Linked DNA regions of Homo sapiens: region 1 is linked to region 2. A link is a contact called in ENCODE Hi-C or POLR2A ChIA-PET data. All regions are on one chromosome and are shown on one strand. The core of a region is the stretch at or near the end of the contact, and the rest is flanking DNA. Distances in the headings are between cores, read along the strand shown.

The links. Hi-C counts contacts between places; a loop is a spot of excess contacts on that map. ChIA-PET counts read pairs that join two places held with the same protein, here RNA polymerase II (POLR2A). Pooled maps may share reads with other maps.
Region 1: a map with no recorded cell type shows a loop between it and region 2 (8-fold over the local background). The contact joins the promoter of PDIA6 here to the promoter of ID2-AS1 in region 2. A Hi-C loop is called at or near these places in 3 of 37 single-sample maps with no recorded cell type and 10 of 50 pooled maps. POLR2A ChIA-PET finds 5 or more read pairs at or near these places in 1 of 52 experiments (CD4-positive, alpha-beta T cell).

Annotation. Positions count from the first base shown.
Region 1 is chr2:10,810,823-10,814,731 of GRCh38, forward strand. PDIA6 (protein disulfide isomerase family A member 6) reads right to left here and starts at 1,963. Exons shown (of 13, transcript NM_005742.4): 1 at 1,856-1,963. The coding sequence starts at 1,874. RefSeq lists an enhancer at 966-1,025 and a silencer at 1,516-2,265.
Region 2 is chr2:8,680,552-8,685,063 of GRCh38, forward strand. ID2-AS1 (ID2 antisense RNA 1) reads right to left here and starts at 1,312. Exons shown (of 4, transcript NR_110154.1): 1 at 1,276-1,312. It overlaps ID2 (inhibitor of DNA binding 2), which reads left to right and starts at 1,505. Exons shown (of 3, transcript NM_002166.5): 1 at 1,505-1,962; 2 at 2,292-2,355; 3 at 3,134-3,910. The coding sequence starts at 1,615. The coding sequence ends at 2,348. RefSeq lists enhancers at 704-1,207, 1,695-1,744, 4,027-4,512.

The DNA.
Region 1 (3,909 bases), core at 713-3,212, 2.1 Mb after region 2:
CAATGCTGACCAATGACGTTCTGTTTCTAAAATTCACATCACCATTCCACTCAGTGATAATGAACACCAATGGGAAATTGGACCATCCGAGTGAGTGTCTAGAATCTCTGTGAGCAGATGGCTCTGCCATCTGTGGTTTTCCATTCCTCCATGGCAGTTAAGGATGCTATAAATTCACATCAGTAACATCTCTGTCCCACATCTGCTAGGAGGAGTCTACAGTCCCAGAGCAGTCATCTAGAAACCATGAGGTTTCCCAGAAAGGCTGCCATTTATTAAAATGAGTTAATTAATAGACTCACGGACTCTTTCAGGGTCTAGTCTGAATTCACTCACAGGAAACTAAACAGACTAAACTCTTTTCCCCTCATCTACTCTCTCCACAGTAATATGGCAAATATTTACATCTCTTTAAAACATGTACTAGCTGGGCCAGGTGACTGACACTTGTAATCCCAGGATTTTGGGAGGTTGAGGAAGGAGGATCACTCGAGGCCAGGAGTTTGAGACCAACCTGAGCAATACAATGAGACCCTGACTCTACAAAAAATTTAAAAATTAGCCAGGTGTGGTGGCATGTGCCTGGATCCCTTGAGACCAGGAGTTCCAGGCTGCAGTGAACTATGATGGAAACCCTGCACTCCAGCCTAGGAGACAGAGCAAGACCGTGTCTCAAAAAACAGAAAGACATGTACTAACTCATTAATCCTCAGGACAACCCTAAGGGAGTACTATTATCAGTCCCTAAAATGGTGAACACCGTTGAAAAGGCACTGGCACAGAGTGGTTAAGTAACTTGCTCCAAGTCACAGAGCCAGTAAATAGGGGGAAGGTGGTCTGAGGCCAGAGCCGAGGTTAAGGACTGTCAGAGCCAAGGCTGTGACCAAGGCGAGCCCGGCAAGGACAGGACCCTCGGCCTCGCCCACTAAGAAGCAGACATTTACAGAATTCCTAAGACGCCGCGTTCCATTTCGTTTTTAAGGAGTCCGATCACATGCGAAGCGCCCCTGCGTCTTAAGCCCAGCTTTTGGAAGGCACTGTCCCTTTCTAAGGGAACTATGGGTCCTTATTTCAGGACTGAGATTTAACATTTCAGTTTTTCGTTTCTGAGACAGAGTTTCACTCTTGTTGCCCAGGCTGGAGTGGCGCGATCTCGGCTCACTGCAACCTCCGCCTCCTGGGGGTTCAGGAGATTCTCCTGCCTCAGCCTTCTGAGTAGCTGGGATCACTGGCGCGCGACACCACGCCCGACTAATTTTGTATTTTTAGTAGAGACGGGGTTTCGCCATGTTGGTCAGGCTGGTCTCGAACTCCTGACCTCAGATGATCCACCCGCTTCGGCCTTCCAAAGTGCTGGGATTACAGGTGTGAGCCACCGCGCCCGGCTTAACATTTCAGTTTTTAAAAGTAGGAGCTGCATAAAGCAGGTGGCAGAAACAAGCAGCAGTGCAGGACGCCCGCCAACCTCCGTCCCCACGCACGAGTTCGAGAAGAGCCCGGAACAAGCTCCCCTGCGACTCTCCGGGAATACAGACCCCCTCCCCGGGATCCGGCCGGGGCTGGGCTCCGCGGCTCTCCCGCCCGGCCCTGGACCCCGCGCCCGGCTCCAGCGCACGAGGCTCCCGCCCCCCGCGGCTGCGGAAGCCCCTCCCCACGGGCGCCCGAGTCTCCCGCGCACCCGCACCTCCGCCGGGGCAACCTAGCAGCTCCTCCGGACGCCGAGGCCCGCGCCTCCCGCCCGCCAGGCCCACTTCCGGCCGCCTGCGGCCGCGGCCCGCCGGGGAACGGCCTAGAGATTCGAAACCTTTCAGGCCGACCCCAGCTCGCCCGCCTCCCTCCGCTGGCCCGCACCTACCGAGCACCAGGAGAGCCATGCCGAGCGCCGGGCTACGTGCAGTCCCCACCGCCGCCGCCGCTTCAGCCCTGCAGCGTGCCGCACGCCGCGCCCCCGCGCCCACGTCCCGCCCCAGGCCAGTCCGGTGGTCCGAGGGGCGGCCGCGCGGGGGCGGGCCGGAAGGCGCTCGCCAAGCCGTGGCTGCGGCTCATTGGTCCGGGCGGACATCGCTCACTCACATATCCAATGGGAGGCGGCCGGGTAGAGGTTACCGGTTTGGTTTTTTTTCACGGGGGCGGTGGCGAGCAGCGGAAGGCGGGGCCTGCTGGGGGCGGGGCTGGCAGTCTCGGCTCGCACCGCCTCAGCTCCTCCGGGCCCTCTCGGGGTGCTGCTCGGAGGGGAGTCCAGTACTGGGCGTTTTTACCTTAGTTCCTTATTCTGCACCCCCCCACCCCGCCTCCTCCTTGCCTGTGTGCGCCCCCACCCTCTTTATCCCGGGGGAGCGTGACTCGGCCTCAGGGCACCCACGGTCCTGGGAGCTGACAGGGAATTCCTCTTGTGCCCGACGAATATTCCGTGGACACACATTTGCTCCGCACGCGCTGTCTGCAATGTAATTCGACAAGTTTCTATTTTGTTGAATTACTTTTGAAAGTTCTTCCGTCCAGGGCGCATGGCTCTGCAGAGCCTTCTCCTCCTTCTCTGGAGAACCCCAGGGACTTAAGCGGTAGCCTCCTCGCTGACAGGGTCTCCACTTTGTCCTGGGGGGCGAGGGGGCTGGCAATGCGCTCACGTGGGTGTGTGCTTTGTAAAATATGCAAAAGTGAAAAAAAATATGTTTGTGGGGCAGGCTGGCGAGCAGTGGCATGATACAGTTCACTGCAGCCTTGAACTCCTGGGCTGCAGTGAGCCTCCTGCCTCGGCCTCCCAAAGTGCTGGGATCACAGGCATGGGCCACCACGCCCGGCAAAAGTAAAAATTTTTTTGCTTTTTTTTGAGATGGAGTTTTGCCCTTGTTGCCCAGGCTGGAGTGCAAAGGCGGGGTCTTGGCTCACTGCAACCTCTGCCTCCCGGGTTCAAGCGATTCTCTTGCCTCAGCTTCCCGAGAAGCTGGGATGACAGGTGCATGTCACCACGCCCGGCTAATTTTTGTATTTTTAGCAGAGACAGGGTTTCTCTTGCCTCAGCTTCCCGAGAAGCTGGGATGACAGGTGCATGTCACCACGCCCGGCTAATTTTTGTATTTTTAGCAGAGACAGGGTTTCTCCATATTGGCCAGGCTGGTCTCGAACTCCCGACCTCAGGTGATCCGCCTGCTTCGGCCTCCCAAAATGCTAGGATTACAGTTGTGAGCCACCACGCCCGACCTAAAAGTAAAATCTTTCAAGCACAAGTTAAGACCACTGTATCTTTCCGCCTTGATTCTCCCTCCTATGTTTGGAGTGGACTCGGACATTTTGTTTTTGTATTAGTAATTTCTCCATATTGTAGTGTGTAAGGCATAAGTATTCTTAGGCAGGGGTCCAGGAGTGGTGGGGGCCGGCTGGTGGGCTTCCTGGAGGAAGTGGCACTAGAGCTGCGTTTGGAAGATTTTTCAGGCAAACTGAACTCAGAGGCACAGCAGCCCTCTGAAGTCACGGGGGCCTCTCCTGGAAGCCACATGCCAGCATTGATTTTCCCCAGGGAGGCTGCTTGTCCCGGGACAGAAATCCTCAGCTTGGTACCCCGGGCAGCTCCTCCTGAATGTGAAGGTGCGTGGGAAGCCCAACCGGTGATCGCAGGGCTGTTTGGGATTCACAGCAAAGGGCAGTGGACTGCGAGCCTGTTCCTCCAGGCCTGTCTGCTTTCCCTGAAGGGCGCCTGAGGGGCAATGAATGCTGTTTGTTTTTCTGACCCCTTTCCTGCATTTGACACATTTCCCCCCTTAAATTTGCTGCTGTTGCTGACTGGATTACAGCGAAGTCCTTCCTTTTCCTCTCAGCCTGGAAAGTCATGCTTTTCCTCCCTGGATGGAGGAATTTAATTCTCTTACCAGAAGAGGGCCCCTTCATTTGTCTTTACATTAAGACAGTTAA
Region 2 (4,512 bases), core at 62-2,561:
TTTTCTTTCAGCTTCTAGGCCTGCCCCTTCCGCTTTCTGAAATGCAAAGGAGGTAGAGATTGAGGCAGAAAGTAAATAAGATTTGAATATTGCCTTTCCTGGAGTTTTCTAGTTCATTGTTTTCTGGAGCAAATATTTTCAAAAACAAGAAACTGACACACTGTGGTCAAAACAGAATTCTAGATAAGCTACAATTATGTGAAAATTAAGGTATTTAAGTAAATAGCTGCAAACTTTTTAAAACTTAGACTGAAAGAACGAGTTCTTAAAAGATTTTCAGCCAAAAAAAAAAAAAAAAACCTTGAACCCGTATTCAGTACTAGTGCTGAAAAGATTCCAAACCTCATATGACAGAATATTTTTTTTTCCTTAGTGTGAAGATGTCTATCAATGGCTAGGGCCACCTATCTGTCACAAAGCTTTGGAACTCCTCTAGGTGTTGGAATGTGACACCAGAAATCACAATTAGTGCATAATTAATCACATTACTTTGCCACCTACACGGAAGGGCACAGACCGGCAGCCTTTCAAGGGCAGTGTATGTAAATGTAGTTTCAATATGCAAATTCTCCTAATTATTTCCGATTAATACGATCATTATAATAGCCCTGCCTCCTTCTTGAAAAGGAACCCTGAAAGCGCCCTGCCTGTGAGAGCTCCTTAGCGACCGGTGAGGTTGGGCATGGTTTGCAATAAGTACTCATTTTCTTGAGTTTACAGTAATGCCTCCCGCGCTGCTCCGGGTTGCAAAAGCCCACACTAAGCCTGTCGTCGAATGCGTGCGTGGGTGGTTTGTTTGTGTTAACATAACTTTTCCTTATCTGAAGAGACGAACTCACTCTACAAACGTGACTCTTCAGTGACAACCTAATTTGCGTTTTCACTTTCTTCTGAAATGCTTTCTATCTTTCCTCACGCTCTCCCTCCGATGGGTTGCAGTGAACTGTGGCTTCCCCCCTGCGGTGCTGAACTCGCCCGTGTAGCTGTGATTTTAGAGCTGCCGACAGCTCTAAGGTGTGTAGGGCTTGGTCTGGGAACACCCCCAGGGCAAGGGTCCCGCCGCGCGCTTGGAATTAGAATTAAGAATGCATATTTAGGCGCCCAGGGTCTGCCCCCTTCTCCCTCCTCCTTCCCCTCCCCCTTCCCCTCCCCCTTCCCCTCCCCCATCTTCCCTTCTCTTCCTCCTCCCTCCTCCTCTCCCTCCTCCCGCCTCCCTCCTCCCCGCCCCCCGCCCGCCGCTCCCCGCCCCCCGCCCCCCGCCAGCCCCGCACTTACTGTACTGTACTCTATTTACCACCCCAGCTGGGCTCGCGCCCCGCCCACCCCGCGGGGATTGGCTGCGAACGCGGAAGAACCAAGCCCACGCCCCGCGCCCGCGCCCACCAATGGAAGCGCCCGCTCGTCTTGATAGACGTGCCACCTTCCGCCAATGGGGACGAAGGGAAGCTCCAGCGTGTGGCCCCGGCGAGTGCGGATAAAAGCCGCCCCGCCGGGCTCGGGCTTCATTCTGAGCCGAGCCCGGTGCCAAGCGCAGCTAGCTCAGCAGGCGGCAGCGGCGGCCTGAGCTTCAGGGCAGCCAGCTCCCTCCCGGTCTCGCCTTCCCTCGCGGTCAGCATGAAAGCCTTCAGTCCCGTGAGGTCCGTTAGGAAAAACAGCCTGTCGGACCACAGCCTGGGCATCTCCCGGAGCAAAACCCCTGTGGACGACCCGATGAGCCTGCTATACAACATGAACGACTGCTACTCCAAGCTCAAGGAGCTGGTGCCCAGCATCCCCCAGAACAAGAAGGTGAGCAAGATGGAAATCCTGCAGCACGTCATCGACTACATCTTGGACCTGCAGATCGCCCTGGACTCGCATCCCACTATTGTCAGCCTGCATCACCAGAGACCCGGGCAGAACCAGGCGTCCAGGACGCCGCTGACCACCCTCAACACGGATATCAGCATCCTGTCCTTGCAGGTAAGACCTGCTCCGGGGTCCCCGCCCCGCCGCCGCACACTCCCGCGGTCGTCTGGGCTGTCACTAGGAGATCCGTAGCCCAGACGGTGACTTTCGTATGAGCTATTTAACTTTATTTTCTTCAGAATCTGCTGTAGATTGAGCTGTGCGTGAAATTGCTAGTAAGTTCTGACATGTTAATGCGTCTGTCTTTAAATCTGAATTGTTACCATAAACGTGTTTAATGGAACTTGCTGGTCTGTGGACTACAAAAAAAAAAAAAAAAAAAAAAAAACCCTTTCTACTTAACATTGTCTTAACCTCGTACTCTTTATCCTCTTTCTTTCCAGGCTTCTGAATTCCCTTCTGAGTTAATGTCAAATGACAGCAAAGCACTGTGTGGCTGAATAAGCGGTGAGTGTTTGCTTGTGCCACCCGTGGGTAAACTGCCCCTCGGTGTGTGTGCGCGCGCGCGCATGTGTTTTTGCTTGTGTATCTATAAAATGTCTGATTTGGTAAATGCATGCTTACTTCGCGGTGTTACCCGTACTACATTGTCTCACTAGACATGAAGGAGCTTGTAGCTTTGGGTGCTCGAGATCACAGAACATTTTCCTTTAAAAGGAAATGATGCCAATAACTTACTACGAAGGCGGCCGAGGAACGTGTGTATTGGCTTTGTAGCAAATGTAATGCCCTGGATCTTCCTACGAGTCCTCTGGTACTATGAGGTACTAACCTCCACTGTAATTAATCTTACCGCCACAAATTCCATAGTGATCCTCCTTCCCTAAAACTATAGTCCTCTGGGATTCTCTGGGCTAGTTGAGGATTGCTACCCTGTGCCTTCAACCCTGTGATGTGGGATCCCAGACTTCCCTATCTGTTAACTAAAGGGCTGTTTTCAATCAAATAATTGTTACGAGAAGCAGACTGGCGCCTGTAGCACTGCTGTTGGAGATCCAAATAGGAGATTGGGTTGGGAAGTTTTTCCCTTGAGTCTCTGCTATTTTAATGTTTAATTTGCGCTGTCGAGGCGAGTGTGTGTGTTGCATCTGGACGCCAGGGTTTGCCCAATCTTTGAGTGTTTGGTTAAATGTTCAAACTGTGGCTTCCTCCCGGCGCCAGTCGCCCGCCTCTGCCCTTAGGTTACATTCTCTTAAACATGCCTTTCTCCCCCACTCTTTCGCAGGTGTTCATGATTTCTTTTATTCTTTGCACAACAACAACAACAACAAATTCACGGAATCTTTTAAGTGCTGAACTTATTTTTCAACCATTTCACAAGGAGGACAAGTTGAATGGACCTTTTTAAAAAGAAAAAAAAAATGGAAGGAAAACTAAGAATGATCATCTTCCCAGGGTGTTCTCTTACTTGGACTGTGATATTCGTTATTTATGAAAAAGACTTTTAAATGCCCTTTCTGCAGTTGGAAGGTTTTCTTTATATACTATTCCCACCATGGGGAGCGAAAACGTTAAAATCACAAGGAATTGCCCAATCTAAGCAGACTTTGCCTTTTTTCAAAGGTGGAGCGTGAATACCAGAAGGATCCAGTATTCAGTCACTTAAATGAAGTCTTTTGGTCAGAAATTACCTTTTTGACACAAGCCTACTGAATGCTGTGTATATATTTATATATAAATATATCTATTTGAGTGAAACCTTGTGAACTCTTTAATTAGAGTTTTCTTGTATAGTGGCAGAGATGTCTATTTCTGCATTCAAAAGTGTAATGATGTACTTATTCATGCTAAACTTTTTATAAAAGTTTAGTTGTAAACTTAACCCTTTTATACAAAATAAATCAAGTGTGTTTATTGAATGGTGATTGCCTGCTTTATTTCAGAGGACCAGTGCTTTGATTTTTATTATGCTATGTTATAACTGAACCCAAATAAATACAAGTTCAAATTTATGTAGACTGTATAAGATTATAATAAAACATGTCTGAAGTCAATACCTGAATTCCGAGTGGTTTTTAAGATCTCTGGCATTCACTAGCTCTTTTCTCTCCCTGTCTCCCCCTCTCGGCCCCCCCCCCCACACACACACACACACATTGTTTTCTTTATCCCCTTCTCCTTCATCCCCCCACCAGCAGCACCCCTGAAGCTTTTACTTGTGTACAGAGAATCTTATCAGATGTGTGGTAAGGCAGAGGGCTGAGTTGACAGGGACTGGGGAGGCTTTGAGCACAGAAGTGCCTCGAGTCCTTAAGAGAAAGCTTGGTTCTGTGCCTCAGGGCTGAGTTTAAAGCCAAGAATGAGTTGAGTCTGGGAGTGTGGAAGCACTACCTGTCTGAGTGGGCGTTAAGACGCTTCTCTGGAGTAAATGAAAGTTAATCAGGAGAAGAAAAGAGGCTGTACAGAATTCAGAACATGATTTCAGGTTTAAGGGAAGGCAGAAACACCCGAGGGTTACTGTTTGCACAGGGAACTAAGCTGTCACCTGGCCCCGGGCTCCTGAGGCCTCCTTGGCTTCGCCTGCGTCCACACCTGTAGCCCCCCCGCCACACCCCACCCACCTCCGGGCCTCCGGAGACGGGGCTGGGCCGGGCGCATTTTCCC